Linked DNA regions of Homo sapiens: all the other regions are linked to region 4. A link is a contact called in ENCODE Hi-C data. All regions are on one chromosome and are shown on one strand. The core of a region is the stretch at or near the end of the contact, and the rest is flanking DNA. Distances in the headings are between cores, read along the strand shown. Region 1 overlaps NIPAL1 (NIPA like domain containing 1). Region 2 holds the start of NIPAL1 (NIPA like domain containing 1). Region 3 holds the start of FRYL (FRY like transcription coactivator). Region 4 holds the start of GNPDA2 (glucosamine-6-phosphate deaminase 2).

Region 1 (3,374 bases), core at 524-3,023, 3.3 Mb after region 4:
ATAAGCTTTCTACATTGTGGGCCGCATTGTGGGTTGTGAGACACAGTGAGGTTTGATTATTATTTCTCCTGAAAAGATGGCAGAACTTATTTTTGTGTTCATGCTTCCCCTGTTACACAATGAAAGGGAGAGGTGGGGATGGTAGAGGCAAAAGACATATATTCAAAATCAAATCTTTGCCACTCTCTTCCTCTGAAAATAAAAAGTTAATCTGATAATATTCGCCCTAGCTCATAGTGGTATTGGTGAGATTTAAATGATATGTTTGTGAAAATCCTTTGTAAAATATTGAGAACTATGCAATAGAATGTTGTTTTTAATTTGATCTCACTTCTATTTCTAAAATACCTATGCTCTTAAACTCATGACTAACAAGATTTCAGAAAGGTATAATCCTGTGAGCATTTTCTAAAGTCAAATTCTTTTCTCCTTCTAACAGGGTTTATTTCCTTTGCTGTGATCATAACTGTGATCTCCTTGGTGCTGATTTTGATTGTGGCTCCCAAGAAAGGACAGACCAATATATTGGTTTATATTTCAATCTGTTCCTTGATTGGAGCGTTTTCAGTTTCTTCTGTGAAAGGCCTGGGAATTGCCATTAAGGAGCTGATAGAATGGAAGCCAGTTTACAAACATCCGCTGGTCTTTGTTTTGCTGGCTGTACTTGTGCTTTCAGTAACTACACAGATTAACTATCTCAACAAGGCACTGGACACCTTTAATACCTCTCTTGTGACACCCATTTATTATGTATTCTTCACATCCATGGTAGTGACTTGCTCTGCCATCTTATTCCAAGAGTGGTATGGCATGACAGCTGGAGATATCATTGGGACCCTGAGTGGATTCTTCACTATTATCATTGGCATCTTCCTTCTACATGCTTTTAAAAATACTGACATTACTTGGAGTGAGCTTACATCCACTGCTAAGAAAGAAGCCGTCTCTCTGAATGTCAATGAAAACAATTATGTTTTACTAGAGAACTTGGAGTGTTCAGCCCCAGGATACAATGATGACGTTACCTTGTTTAGTAGAACTGATGACTGAAGTCTCTAGAAACACTGAGTTTTAACCAATATGAGACACACGAAGAGGAAAATGAATGCTTGCTTCTTGGAAGAACTGCTAGGAAAGTTAGCATTTTTGCAGTTCTAACTAATTTAGATGTGAGGCCAAGTAAAAATGCCATTTTTTTGGCCATTGAATTTGAAAATCAAATTGATTATCCTCCAGAATCTCTACAAACTTTGAAATACTCTCTAAGGATCAAAGAAGTCAAAGAGCTATGTGTGTCTCAGAATAATCTCCTTCTTCTGGTCACAGTATCTTTGTCTCTGCCAGGTGGCTCTTCATTTCTTTGGTAGCTATTTTTAGACTTACAGTCATTCACCAATATACAGTTAGCAGTGTTCTGATAGACACAGTATCAGTCATATTCTCCGTTGAGTCATAATTTCAAACTCAACAAGATTTCAGAAAGGTATAATCATGTAATTTCTCATATTAAAACTGAGAAGAGAGGCCAGGCATGGTGGTTCACACCTGTAATCCTAGCAGTTTGGGAGGCCAAGGCGGACAGATCACTTGAGCTCAGGAGTTCGAGACCACCTTGGGCCACAAGGCGAGACCCTGTCTCTACAAAAAATACAAAAATTAGCCAGGCGTGGTGGCACATGCCTGTAGTTCCAGCCACCCGGGAGCCTGAGGTGGGAGGATTGCTTGAGTCTGCGAGGTTGGGGCTGCCGTGAGCCCAGATTGCGCCATTGTGCTCCAGCCTGGGTGACAAAGCAAGGCCCTGTCTCAAAAAAGAAGAAGAGAAAGGGCCAGGGGCTTTTGCTTTAAAAAACTTTTTTTAAAACAGAAGTGAAACCACGGGTGCTTTGTTCTTCCTTCTGCACCTCCTTCTTAAACTAGATAGCTAATTAGTTATTTTAAGAAAAAAGAAATTTAAAAAAAAGCCTGCTTTATTTGTTAGTGGGCTAGAATACACAAGACATACCCACCCATGAAGAGTTTATGAATTGTAACTTATTGACATTATCATAGGAATTTACTACCAGTTAAAGAGGGAGAACGGAGGAAGAGAAAAATACTTCAGATAAAGGAAAAAGTTTTCTTCTCACAAAAACACAGACACGTGATTGTTTTCACAGGTTCCATTAATTAACTCAGGTCTGGAAGACATAGGACAAAATGGAGTTTCTGAAGAAGTCCAGGTGAATTCAGCTTTGGAGTCACTTATGTTCATTTTTTTTCCTTTTCTTTTACTATTATCCTAAAGGTTATTTTTCTTGTTGATATAGAGATTTTTGTAAAAGATTGCTACATTATTTCAGGATTATATCCTACATTTCGATTGCTCTCAAATGTTTTATCCCTAAAGAGTGAGTTTTCCACAGACTGTTTGGAAGCAACTAGAAAAATCTTTGTGAAAAATCTGAACAAATTATCATAATGGCTCTCTTGAAATTTTGCACTTTCACCCTTATTAAGGAAATTATAATTAGTTACTAACCTTTAAAAATAGATATATTCTAATAGGATAGAAAGTTAACTTCCTGGCAAACAAAATACTAAGATCTCAGGGGCTACTGCAGGAAAATACCTTTTTCGCACATTAAAATGTTTATAAAATTTTCCCCTCTCATTTCAAATGCATGGCAGGAATAACATTTTTGGTGGTCTTTAATGTGATGGACAGATTTACTGTCACTTATTGATTTTATGGAAAATAAATTGGCTATCTTATTTTTATAACAATCTTATTTTTCTCAAAACAAAAATCCTAACCAAAAAGTTGTCATTAAAAAAAAAAAAATTCAGGTAGACTGAATGTTTTTCTGCTCTAACCTTAAATGTTATTAGGTTTGGTTTTTGTTTCTAAGCTACTTCAAGACTACCTGAGGTAATAATGGTAAACTTTATTATTCAGAATTCGATTAAACTAACTTCAGCATTTCCACAGTTCTATTAAACAATGACTGATGTTCACAATGACAACCTACCTGAGATGGCTGCAAGGCCCTAATGTTCCATTATACATTATAGTCTTTTCAGCATAGTTTAGTGTTGAGTGCAATTCTAATGCATTCTACGTTTTTGAAAATCGATAATCCATGGAAGGTCCATGGGTTGATACCTCAGGTCAAAAATGTGTTTACTCTGTTGATTGCTGTTTCACTTTACTTGTATATCAGATATATAAGCTATGAACACAAGTTTGTAGTAAAAGTATCTTCTGTCTGGGCAATGGCTCACACCTGTAATTCCAACACTTTGGGGGGCTCAGGTGGGAGGATTTCTAGTCCCCAGGAGTTTGAGACCAGCCTGGGCAATAAACTAGACCCCATGTCTCTAAAAAATGTAAAAAA
Region 2 (3,422 bases), core at 332-2,831, 3.3 Mb after region 4:
CCAAGCCAAACAAACAAACAAGCAAACAAAAAGAAGTCTAAGTTTTAAGGCTTGTTATGGAAAATTGGCATAAATCTCCCTCGCTTTCAACTTTCACCTATTCCACTCTCCGTGGTGTTCCTTCTCTGCAAAGTCATCCATATGTATTATAAAAGTGGGTGCCTTGGACTGGTATGTTGACTAATTTGTTCTTAGCTCTTCTCTCATCCGCCTAAGAACAAGAAAAACAAGATTGAGGCCTCTGCTATGAAACTCTTAGGTAATAAAATTAATAGCACTGTTCATGCCTACTTAGAACAAAGGCTACCTGAGTACATGAGAATATTTTCCTCAGTGTTAAAATGCCAGAGCACAAAGGCACCCCAGTTCTCCCTGGTGAGGGTTTGAGCCCGAATTGTTCACTACCCCACCCCTCACCTTTTTTTTTCTTGAGACAGGGTCTCACTCTGTTGCCTGGACTAGAGTGCAGTGGTTCGATCATGTCTCACTGTAGCCTCCACCTCCTGGGCTCAAGTCATCCGTCCTCCCACCTCAGCCTCCTGAGTAGCTGAGACTACAGGAGTACACCACCACATCTGGCTAATTTTTGTAGAGACAGGGTTTCACCATGATGCCCAGGCTAGTCTCGAACTTGTGGACTCAAGAGAGCCACTCGCCTCAACCTCCCAAAGTGCTGTGATTACAGGGGTGAGCCACCCGCCAGCCCTGCCCACTCCTTGTTTTGTAAATACCTGCTATCAGGTCTTCCAACCTTGGTTTGGTTACTTAACCTCACTCTTTGCCTCTAATCCCTCATCTGTAAACTGAGCGTTAATAGACTGCTGTGAGATTTAATTAATACATAATGTGCCTGCATATGTATGGTATAACAAGGATATCATAAACATTAGTTATTAATAATTCGTGGAAATAAGTCTTTCCAGTTTTGGCATTGCTTTTCCCTTAAAGGTTTATTTCAAATACCCCTATGACCCAGAAAATGGGGCAGGGTAGGGGGAGTTGCCTGCTGGAGACAGAACGGAGAGTGGATGGATATAGCGGGCGTGGACGGACAGCGACAGAAGCTGATAACAGCACAGAAGGGCAAAGTCTGCTCAGCAGCCCCCAAAATAAACTTGAGCCTGGCAATCGGCGCAGAACCCCAGCAGTCAGCAGCTTCGGTGCAAAGCAACTAACACCTGAAGGCTTCCAAAAGCAGCAGGGCTCTCTCTAGCGGGGGAGCCTTTTCGACCAGAGAGGAGCCAGAAGGGGGCCTCAGTGCAGCCTCCACTCCACTCAATTCCCGGAGTTACCTTGGCGGGCTCCACGCTCCGAGAGACGCTGTTGCTCTATGAGGCGTGTCTGTGTTTCTCTAGTTCGCGGCTCCAGCAGTCGCGCCAAGGGGCAGCTGCTACTCCTGCCAGATACACCAGTTATCACAGGCCGCTCCCAGGCCTGCGGGGGCCCTGAGAATTCGCAACAAGCCCCGGGCAGCAGGGCTCGGCTGGCGCTGAGGCCCCGCCTGGCCATGCCCATTGGCGGAGGCTGCCCCGGGGGCGGGGTCAGGGCGCCCCATTCCCAGACCCCGCAGCCCCGCCCGCCGCGGGTGCGTGTGGAGAGGCCCAGGTGAGGAGCAAGCGCCCGCGTTCCGGAAGCCCGCTCCCGGGGCCATGGGGGCACAGGTGAGGCTGCCGCCCGGAGAGCCCTGCCGAGAAGGTTTGTGTCTGCCCTGAGCCGAGGGACCTGGCAGCTGGGTGGCGAAGAGACCGGGTGGGCGGTCCCCGGACACTTGCGGAGACTGGAAAGGGGGGCTGTACCGACTCTAAACGTAGTCGTTCACTCATTCATTCATTCAGTCAGTCGGCCGTCCAGCCAGGCGTTCAACACTTATTTATGGGTGCCTAGGCGATTCGGGCTGTGCTGGAAAACCTGAGTGGAATAAGGCAGGTGGGACTCCCACTCGATTCGCGAGGCCGACCAGTGTAAATTACCGCGTGCTGCGTGTGGGACGGGGAAACTCAGGATGCTATGGGAAGAATCCCGAGTCCCTCTGAGAAGGACGTTTCCTCTGACTCAGGCTCCCTTCCAGAGTCTGCGGCCGACGTCACCCGGTGGGCAGAGGGCGTGTCTGCCTGGGGGGCCCGTGGGAGTTCTGCGCTGCGCCCTGCGCTGGCTCCCGGGGATCGAGCACCGCGAGAGGTTGGGCGCCCGGGGCCGCGGGGGTGGGCGTTGGGCAAGTCTGGGCCGCCCACGTCTCTCCTCTTCCTTGGAAATGAAAAGGTCTCCAAACCCATGAGCCTGTCTGACTCGCTGTGCAGTCACTCTGGCTGCTTAAGGCGAGAGCCGTACTGGAGAGGAAACCTGGAACCGGGAGCACTCGTTTGCAGGCTCTTCTTACTGCTTCTCACCTGAGCCCCGTGAAATCTCTGGGCGAGGCTCCTTGCCCTTCGCCAAGTGTTCGCAACACTGGCGGGTTTTCTGCAGTCTCCATACAGAAGGCCCCGATAAAAGTAGGGAAGGGGGTAGGGGGAGCGACTGGAAGGATGTAGATACATTGAAATGATGGTTTTCGCCGTACCAAGGGGAAAGCAGCTTTTTAATTTACCTGATAATGCAGTAAAGGGGAAGGGAGGCAGTGAAAGGCATGGTAAGAACTACTATATATATACACATATATATATAGTTCCCTTACACATATATATATATATATATGTATATACATATACACCTTTGCAAAGGTGCTCGCAACTTCCCTAGTTTCCTCTCCTCTTGACTCTTCCAGCTTATTCCTTTTTAACAAGTGAGCTCGTCCAAACCATGCTAGCAAGGAAGAGAAGGGACACCAAAAAAAGGAGAAAAATGCCTGAACAATTCACAAGCTATTAAAAAAAATTTTTTAAGGCCGCTGGATCTAGAATTATTTTCTAGTCTTTTTTTCTGAAAAAGAGCAATAACGCCTGAACAACTCACAAACTATTAAAAAACAAAAATTTTAAGGCAGCTGAATCTAGAATTATTTCCTAGAGAGTCAGGTTGTGTGCCCTTTTTCTAAATAATTTCTAACCCAGCAAATCTGACAGTTACTAACACACCCACACTTGTTTACCCAAGGATCTGTAAGTAAGGAAGGTATATGAATTACACCCACTTGTTTGAGCTTCTGGATGTTTTTCCTGCTTTGCTTATGCATTGAGTTCCAACAAGAAACATTTAAGCTCCAGGCTTAATACCTGTGATTAACCATGGTAATTAATTGTGTGAAAAGCTGGTGAGAAAGACTTAGAAATCTGAATGCACGTTATTAGTAGTGGGAAGAGATTAGGCTTTGGCATCAGACAGTCTGAGCTGTAACTTAGCTTCCTTGAGCATTTTCCTGTCTATAAATTGGGGGTCATCCCTCCAGTTTACAGTTCTGAAGAGTAGGTGCAGGTGGGATTACATAT
Region 3 (3,226 bases), core at 394-2,893, 4.1 Mb after region 4:
AAGTATTGACAGATTAAGCAGAGTGATAATGCTCAAGATGAAAAGACGTCTTATACTAGTTTTTATCAATAGTAAAAGCTGTTGGTACTAATTATAATGGCTGTAAATTCAGTAGCAGAATCAACTTTACAGACGATATCTCCTAGGCAGCACAGCATTTTATAAAACCAACTTTACTTCCATCAAAACCCTTTTTCCCCCCCAATCCGACAGACCCTGGCAACCTGTCTTGCTGTGTCTTTTTTCCCCTACCCTTCCAAAAGAACCCCAGCCAGTGAATCGAAGTAATATTTTCCGCAGTTCAAAGGTAAGGGCAAACTCAGCTCTACTAAGAACTCTTGCTCCTCACCAGCACACACCCTAACCCCCACCCCCTTTTTTTTCTTTTCAAATCTTGGCCTAGGAAAGATTAATGCTCCCATATCATTGCAAATCCACAAAAATGCGATTTTAGGTGGCGAGGAACTAAACTAGGATGGCAGGAAAGACCGGCAGCAATAAATCATTTCGCCCTAGAAACCAGCCTCTCCAGAACGCAGGAAACCAGGCTGTGCCCAAAGAACCTGCCGCCCGGAAGCAACAACTTCCATCAAACGGCAAATAAAAGTTGCAAAGAAGAGCTCAGCGCCCAGGCACCCTGCCCGGTGCCGAGGCTGAGAGCAGCAGGCAATCTACAGGCCGAGTCAGCTCGCGGGCGGTGGCCGCGGTGTCCGCAGGGCTGGCTCCGGCTCCGGAAGACTCCGGGTCCCGGGGTACGCCAACGGCCCGGGGCTGCGCGGGCACAGCGCCCGCACCCCTCCCCAGGACCGCGAGCAGTGGGCGGAGAGACCAGAGCAAGGGAAAAGGCGGACAATGCCCGGCTGGGCTGGCGCGCTCCGCCGGTCCCCGCCAGCCCTGCCCGCCGGGGCCCGCCAGCCGCCGCGCTAAGTTTGCTCCTCAGCCCTCCCTTCCCAGCCGAGGCGGCGGAGCCGTGGTCGCCGGTCTTCCTCCACCTCTGCCACCGCCTTCCTTCCCGCGGGGCGGCTCCCGCGAGTCGGTGGCGAGGCGGCGCGCGACCAGAGCAGGACGCGCGAGAAGGCGGCGCGCGAGGGGTACCCGGGCGCGCGCGAGAAGAGCCAGGCACTGGAGGGGAAGGGGACGTGCGGGAGAGACGGGCGCGCGGCGCTGCCGGCGGAACCGCCGGAGCTCGGGCGGGCTTTCGGTTGAGGCTGGGGTTGCGCCGCGGTTTGGTGTCCGTTACGAGCGCCGGCCCGGGCCGCGCCGCGCCGCTTGCCAGCCATCCTGGACCGCCTTCCCTCGGCGCCCACCAGGAAGGACAGCTGGCGAGGGCCGACGACCTCGTCTCCCGCCCAGGCTGGGCTGCCGGCGGCGGGCATCCCGGCGCCTGCCCCGGGGCTGGAAGAGAAAGTAAAATGAAGCGCCTTTCCCCAGTCAACACCTACCCGTTCCCAGTCCTAGTACAGCTGCCTCGCTCCTCCAGCGCCGCCGGTCCCCGCCCTCGGGCCCCTGGCTCCGTTCTCTTGACAATGGCGCGTCCCCTTTAAGGAATAATCCGATCGGAACCGATCTGTGGTTAAACCTCCCTCCGACTCTGATTTTAACCGGATTTCTCTCTCGCTCTCTCCCAGAGCCCGACGGGCGCCCGGCTGTGCTGCGAGGTCTTCCCACCCCTTCCCTACCCCGCCCGCCCCCTGGCCTTCCTGATTGGCGAGAAACACTACAACAGGAACAGCAGTCCTCGCCCTCCACTGGCCTGGCCAGCCGCCGCTCAAAGTTGCTCCTACCTTCTCCCCGCCCCTTTTCCCGGGTTGGTCTTCCCTCTAATCATTCTCTGCCCTCGCCTCTAACGTTGCTTTGGAGCCCTGGCAGTCAAGGCTCACCCTCCCGCCTCCGGAAAGCGAACTTTATTTTTATTGGTGAAAGGACATCTTCCTGTACACTTGATTGGGCAAGGAAAGAGCTAGTCTGCACGCTCCCTACCATTATTACTCTCTCTTTACGGGCTTGAGAAACACAGCCGCAAAGTCCTCTCCGCTTTGCCTTCTAGGAGCGACTTTACCTTTAAATGTTGTTAGGGGTCGAGGACAAACTCATATCCTATATTGAGGAAAGCTGGAAAGGGACAAGAGAAAAATTCAAAATTTTCTCCCGATCAGTAATGTATCCAGAGCTGGCGCCCGGATCCTGCGGAACCTTATCCAATGATCCAGAGAATGGAATGGTTAGAATTGAGTTAGAATACCTGAAAGTCCAGTGCTAATTCCTCCTGAGATTTACTCAACAAGTTTCATCCACTGTCCGCCCTACTCATACCATTGATTGCACTGGCATTTTGCCACCCGGAAGAGCTTTAATCAAGTTATCTGCAAACCTGGAGGTTTCCTTGCTTGTCTCGCAATTGTTCATTTAGAAAATCATTTCCATTACAAGTTCCGTTTAAGTCACGTCCTCTGTGACGTTCCCGCGTTTCCACGAGACCTGTTACTTTTTTGAAAAAATTAAGTAGATGGTACCCTTATGCCATCCTCAAAGTGTAGGACTTCGTTCCCCCTTGCTAGAACTGTAGGAAAAACACCCCAGGTCACTTGAACAACTGAGATGCCTCTCAGGAGAAAACGAGTCTGTCTAAGGGAAAGAGGGAATCTGATACCAGAAGCTTGACCATGGAGCAGAACCTCACGCATTGAAAAGAGAAGAAATTATGGGGAAGCCTAGTGCGGGGTCTGCTTTAGAGTTTCCCCAGTTTCCCACTGGAGCTGTAAGAACTAAAAGGTTTATTTCCACTAAAATTGAGTACAGGTACAGCTTCGGTACCCATCTAAGAATGTTAGGGGAAAATGGTTATGTGTTCTCTCCCTCTTTGCCGATGAACCTTGAAGACTGTGTACCCCGGGGGCTTTAGTACATTTGCAGTGATACCCCAGTATAATCTAATGGTGCCAAGGAAGTGTCAGTGCTCAGCAGTACCCTAGAAAAGGGGCTTGATGATGACAGAGAAGGGTAAGTAAACATCAGTAGTTGGTAGTTCATAGGACTTTTCCCCAAATACAGGTGAAAAATTTCATGAGGATTCCCGAAAATATGAAAGAGCAGGAAACAAAAGGGAACGTTGCAGGAAGGTGGTTTAGGTATCACTAGTGGGGGCAAGAGACGATGAACTATCTGGGTTGCATTTATATGGCCTTCACAGATACACACATCCTCCCTATTAAGTCCCTATAACTAA
Region 4 (2,996 bases), core at 337-2,836:
GAACATCAAAAGATATATTTACTTCTAACAAGAATATATGGCCAGCTGATTGTTAATAAAACGGAAAAAAAATAAGGTAAGGAGGACGAGAAGCATTAGAGCTTTCCAATGTCTTCTGCATCCTGGGCATGTTATTTTTCTCAGTTCAACACACGTTTGAAGACCTATTATATTCTAAGCACTATGCTAGGTTCTGTAGACACAAAAATGATTAACTCTATTGTCAAAGGGCTTAGAATCACTTGTCTCTGAGGTTGAAAGCATTATTCTCACTCTTCATATACAGAAAACTGCAACTACGAGAAGTTTATTGCTGACGTTAAAAAGTGGCCCGGGGAGCTGGCTTTAAAACTAAGTGTTTCTGACTCAAAGAGACATTAGCCAAAGATGTCTTACCGGTTGAGAATCACTTACGATGCTAGTTAAAAATACAGATTCTCAGGTCCCTCTCCCTAGACACAGTGTTTCAAAAGATCTGAAATGAAGTCCAAGGAATCTCTGCTTTTGCAAATTATCACAGGGGATATTCATAATCAGGTGAAATTTGTTAAGAACACCACACATCTCACTGAAACGAAGTTTAAGCAAGTCTCTCAGACCAAGGTACAGGCAACTTTTTGTTTTCTTAAACTCTCTGGAGGGCGCAGAGTCACCTCCAAAAGTCCCAAATGAATCCCTTCACCCAGAGCAAAGAAGAATTTCTTCACCACATTTAAGTTTTTAAGATTTGACTTTTCCAGTTTTTGCCAATCCTCAGAGATCCAAACTATTGTCGCCTTATGCAATTCTCTGGCATCACAAGACAGCATCAAAAAACAACAGAGCACCACCCTTTCCCTCGTCTTCCTTCAGGTGCTGATTCATTTTGGATGTGCATCGCTAGGAAAAAGGGCTGCTGAATATAAATCGCAAAACTTCAATGGTGGATGACAACTTCTACACCCGTGAAGTTACACAGCTAGTTAATGGCGGGGCCAAGACCAGAATCTACACTTGCAGAACCTCTGCTCTGAGCTTTTCCCTACTCAACCTGACCTGTCCTGAAAGCGTAAGGGTGGCCTGGCCGCGCGTGTGGGACCGACCCGAGGAGGGACGAGAGACAGCAAAGAAGGCTGTGGTTCCTGCCCGGGAGGCGGGGGCTGCAGATTCCCCTCAGCTGCGCGTTTGCCTGGCCCTCACTTGGCAAAGGACAGCGAATGCAAATGAGGATGACTGTTAGGAATTTTTAACGAGTGTAGAGAGAGGTGTCAAGAAGAAGCCGCGAGAGAGGAGAGGGCAGGGACGCCTTCTCCCGTAGGCACAAATCCGGAGAGGACAACCAGGTCCGCGAGTGGCAATACGGGAGACCCCACGCGCCCCCAGCCTCGAGGTTCCTGAGCACCCATTCCGCCCCGGCCCGGCGTCCCAGTCTCAGCACAAAGGCCGCACAGGGCGAAGTTGCCGTCGGGTCCCCCGACCCGAGTCCCCTTCTTGGCGCCCCCGCCGCACCCCCCGCTAAACTTACCGGCAGACCCAATGGTTCTTCGATGCTGGAACAGCGGGAACAAGCAACACCCAACCACCCGAGAGCGACCCCAGCTGACCAGTGGAGCGCGAATCCCACGGACCCGGATGCAGATAAAGGCGCAGGAAGGAACCGCGGCGTGGCTGGCGGGCGCTGCGCATGCGCACCGCCTTTAGGACGCCTGAGGTGAGACGCGAGGAGTTCGGTCCGAGTGCGGTGCGGCTGGGCGCTCTTCTTGCCTGGAAGATCGCAGTTTCTGGGTCATCACTTTACGCTACTTTCCCCTCCCCCCCATCTTTCAAAGAGGGATTTGCAGTAGATTCTTTAGGCTTATGAGATTTAGTATGTAAGACCGTAGTGCTCACACGTACTTTGTTGCTTATGTTGCTGTTTGGCAACATGAATATATTTGCCATTTATGAATACATTTCTCTCTCTACTCCAAGCTATTGAATGCATATTTGCAAACGCAATGACAGATAAGCGTCTTGTGTCAAAAAACTCATCAAAGTTTGCAAAAGGGCAAACAGTACCATGGGAAATCGGGAGCGTCTCAGTAAGAGAAAACACTATATAATAGGGTACTGGCTTTTGCTGAATGAGTCTAAGAAAGGGATAGGGGAAGCTGGAATCAGCTTTGAGCTGGGTATCACAGATGTTTATACAGGAGTGGGAAGGAATTGGGCTGTGGAAATTATTGTAAAGAAAGCAGCTATCATTCAAAAGGAGAAAAGTGTGTTGTGTCTTCACCATGTTCCATCAGGAACACTGTTCCATTAATAACACCGTTTAGGGTTCTGTTAGGAACAATACAATCTTGACTCCTAGCCAACTTAAGGTTCTGTTTCTGTGGAAACTACAAGTTAAAAAAATGTAAAACGCTGTGTCCTCAAACTCGTTATATGAAGTTTTTCACCTGGGTTGTAAATCCAGCCTGCTTCTTTGAATGTAATGACTCCTCTTGCATCCTTTAGTGAAGAGTAGGATGTTACATTCTCGTTGATTTAGCTTCAAACAGCAACATTGCTCACATACTGATAATAGACAGGTTTATTAGTACTATCGCCTTCAGTAAGTTTGCAAAAGCGATTTTTGGCCAGATTCGGTGACTCACGCCTGTAATCCCAGCACTTTCAGAGGTCATGGTGCATGGATGGCTTGAACCCAGGAGTTGGAGACCAGCCTGGGCAACATAGCAAGACCCTGTCTCTCCAAAAAAGATTGAGGTAAAATGATGAAGTAGTTTGTAGGCTATGCATAGAATTTAGGCTTTGTATTGTAGGCAATAGGGAGTCACTTAAGCTTTATGAATTGAAGATAAGAGACTAGAACATACGTGTTTTAGAAAGAATGCTGTAGAAAGGTGGAGACTGAATTACAGTCTTGAATTACAGATATGTGCCACATAAGGAAGTTTAGGTAAAGAATGGACTGGATATTTGGCAATGGTCCCATAAGATTATAACAGAACTGAAAAATTCCTATCACCTAG

What was found. A loop is a pair of places that touch in the nucleus more often than their neighbours do. Pooled maps may share reads with other maps.
Region 1: a loop to region 4 is called in a pooled map, with 4 times the contacts of the local background. The contact joins the enhancer-like site here to the promoter of GNPDA2 in region 4. A Hi-C loop is called at or near these places in 2 of 50 pooled maps.
Region 2: a loop to region 4 is called in a pooled map, with 2.3 times the contacts of the local background. The contact joins the promoter of NIPAL1 here to the promoter of GNPDA2 in region 4. A Hi-C loop is called at or near these places in 4 of 50 pooled maps.
Region 3: a pooled map shows a loop between it and region 4 (11-fold over the local background). The contact joins the promoter of FRYL here to the promoter of GNPDA2 in region 4. A Hi-C loop is called at or near these places in 10 of 50 pooled maps.

Annotation. Positions count from the first base shown.
Region 1 is chr4:48,035,123-48,038,496 of GRCh38, forward strand. It overlaps NIPAL1 (NIPA like domain containing 1), which reads left to right. Exons shown (of 6, transcript NM_207330.3): 6 at 440-3,374. The coding sequence ends at 1,050. Among named protein-coding and RNA genes, the nearest start is that of NIPAL1, 20 kb to the left of the region's middle. RefSeq lists enhancers at 1,551-1,810, 1,831-1,890. Within about 2 kb of position 1,774, at least 5 of the 41 ENCODE cell types and tissues checked have a DNase peak (open chromatin) inside an H3K27ac peak, as active enhancers do.
Region 2 is chr4:48,015,191-48,018,612 of GRCh38, forward strand. It overlaps NIPAL1 (NIPA like domain containing 1), which reads left to right and starts at 1,582. Exons shown (of 6, transcript NM_207330.3): 1 at 1,582-1,695. The coding sequence starts at 1,650. CNGA1 (cyclic nucleotide gated channel subunit alpha 1) reads right to left here and starts at 1,491. Exons shown (of 11, transcript NM_001379270.1): 1 at 1,293-1,491. RefSeq lists an enhancer at 1,172-1,673 and silencers at 1,438-1,767, 2,058-2,217.
Region 3 is chr4:48,778,636-48,781,861 of GRCh38, forward strand. It overlaps FRYL (FRY like transcription coactivator), which reads right to left and starts at 1,644. Exons shown (of 64, transcript NM_015030.2): 1 at 1,443-1,644. RefSeq lists silencers at 610-1,489, 1,580-1,689.
Region 4 is chr4:44,724,970-44,727,965 of GRCh38, forward strand. GNPDA2 (glucosamine-6-phosphate deaminase 2) reads right to left here and starts at 1,587. Exons shown (of 7, transcript NM_138335.3): 1 at 1,505-1,587. RefSeq lists a silencer at 1,003-1,297 and an enhancer at 1,790-1,919.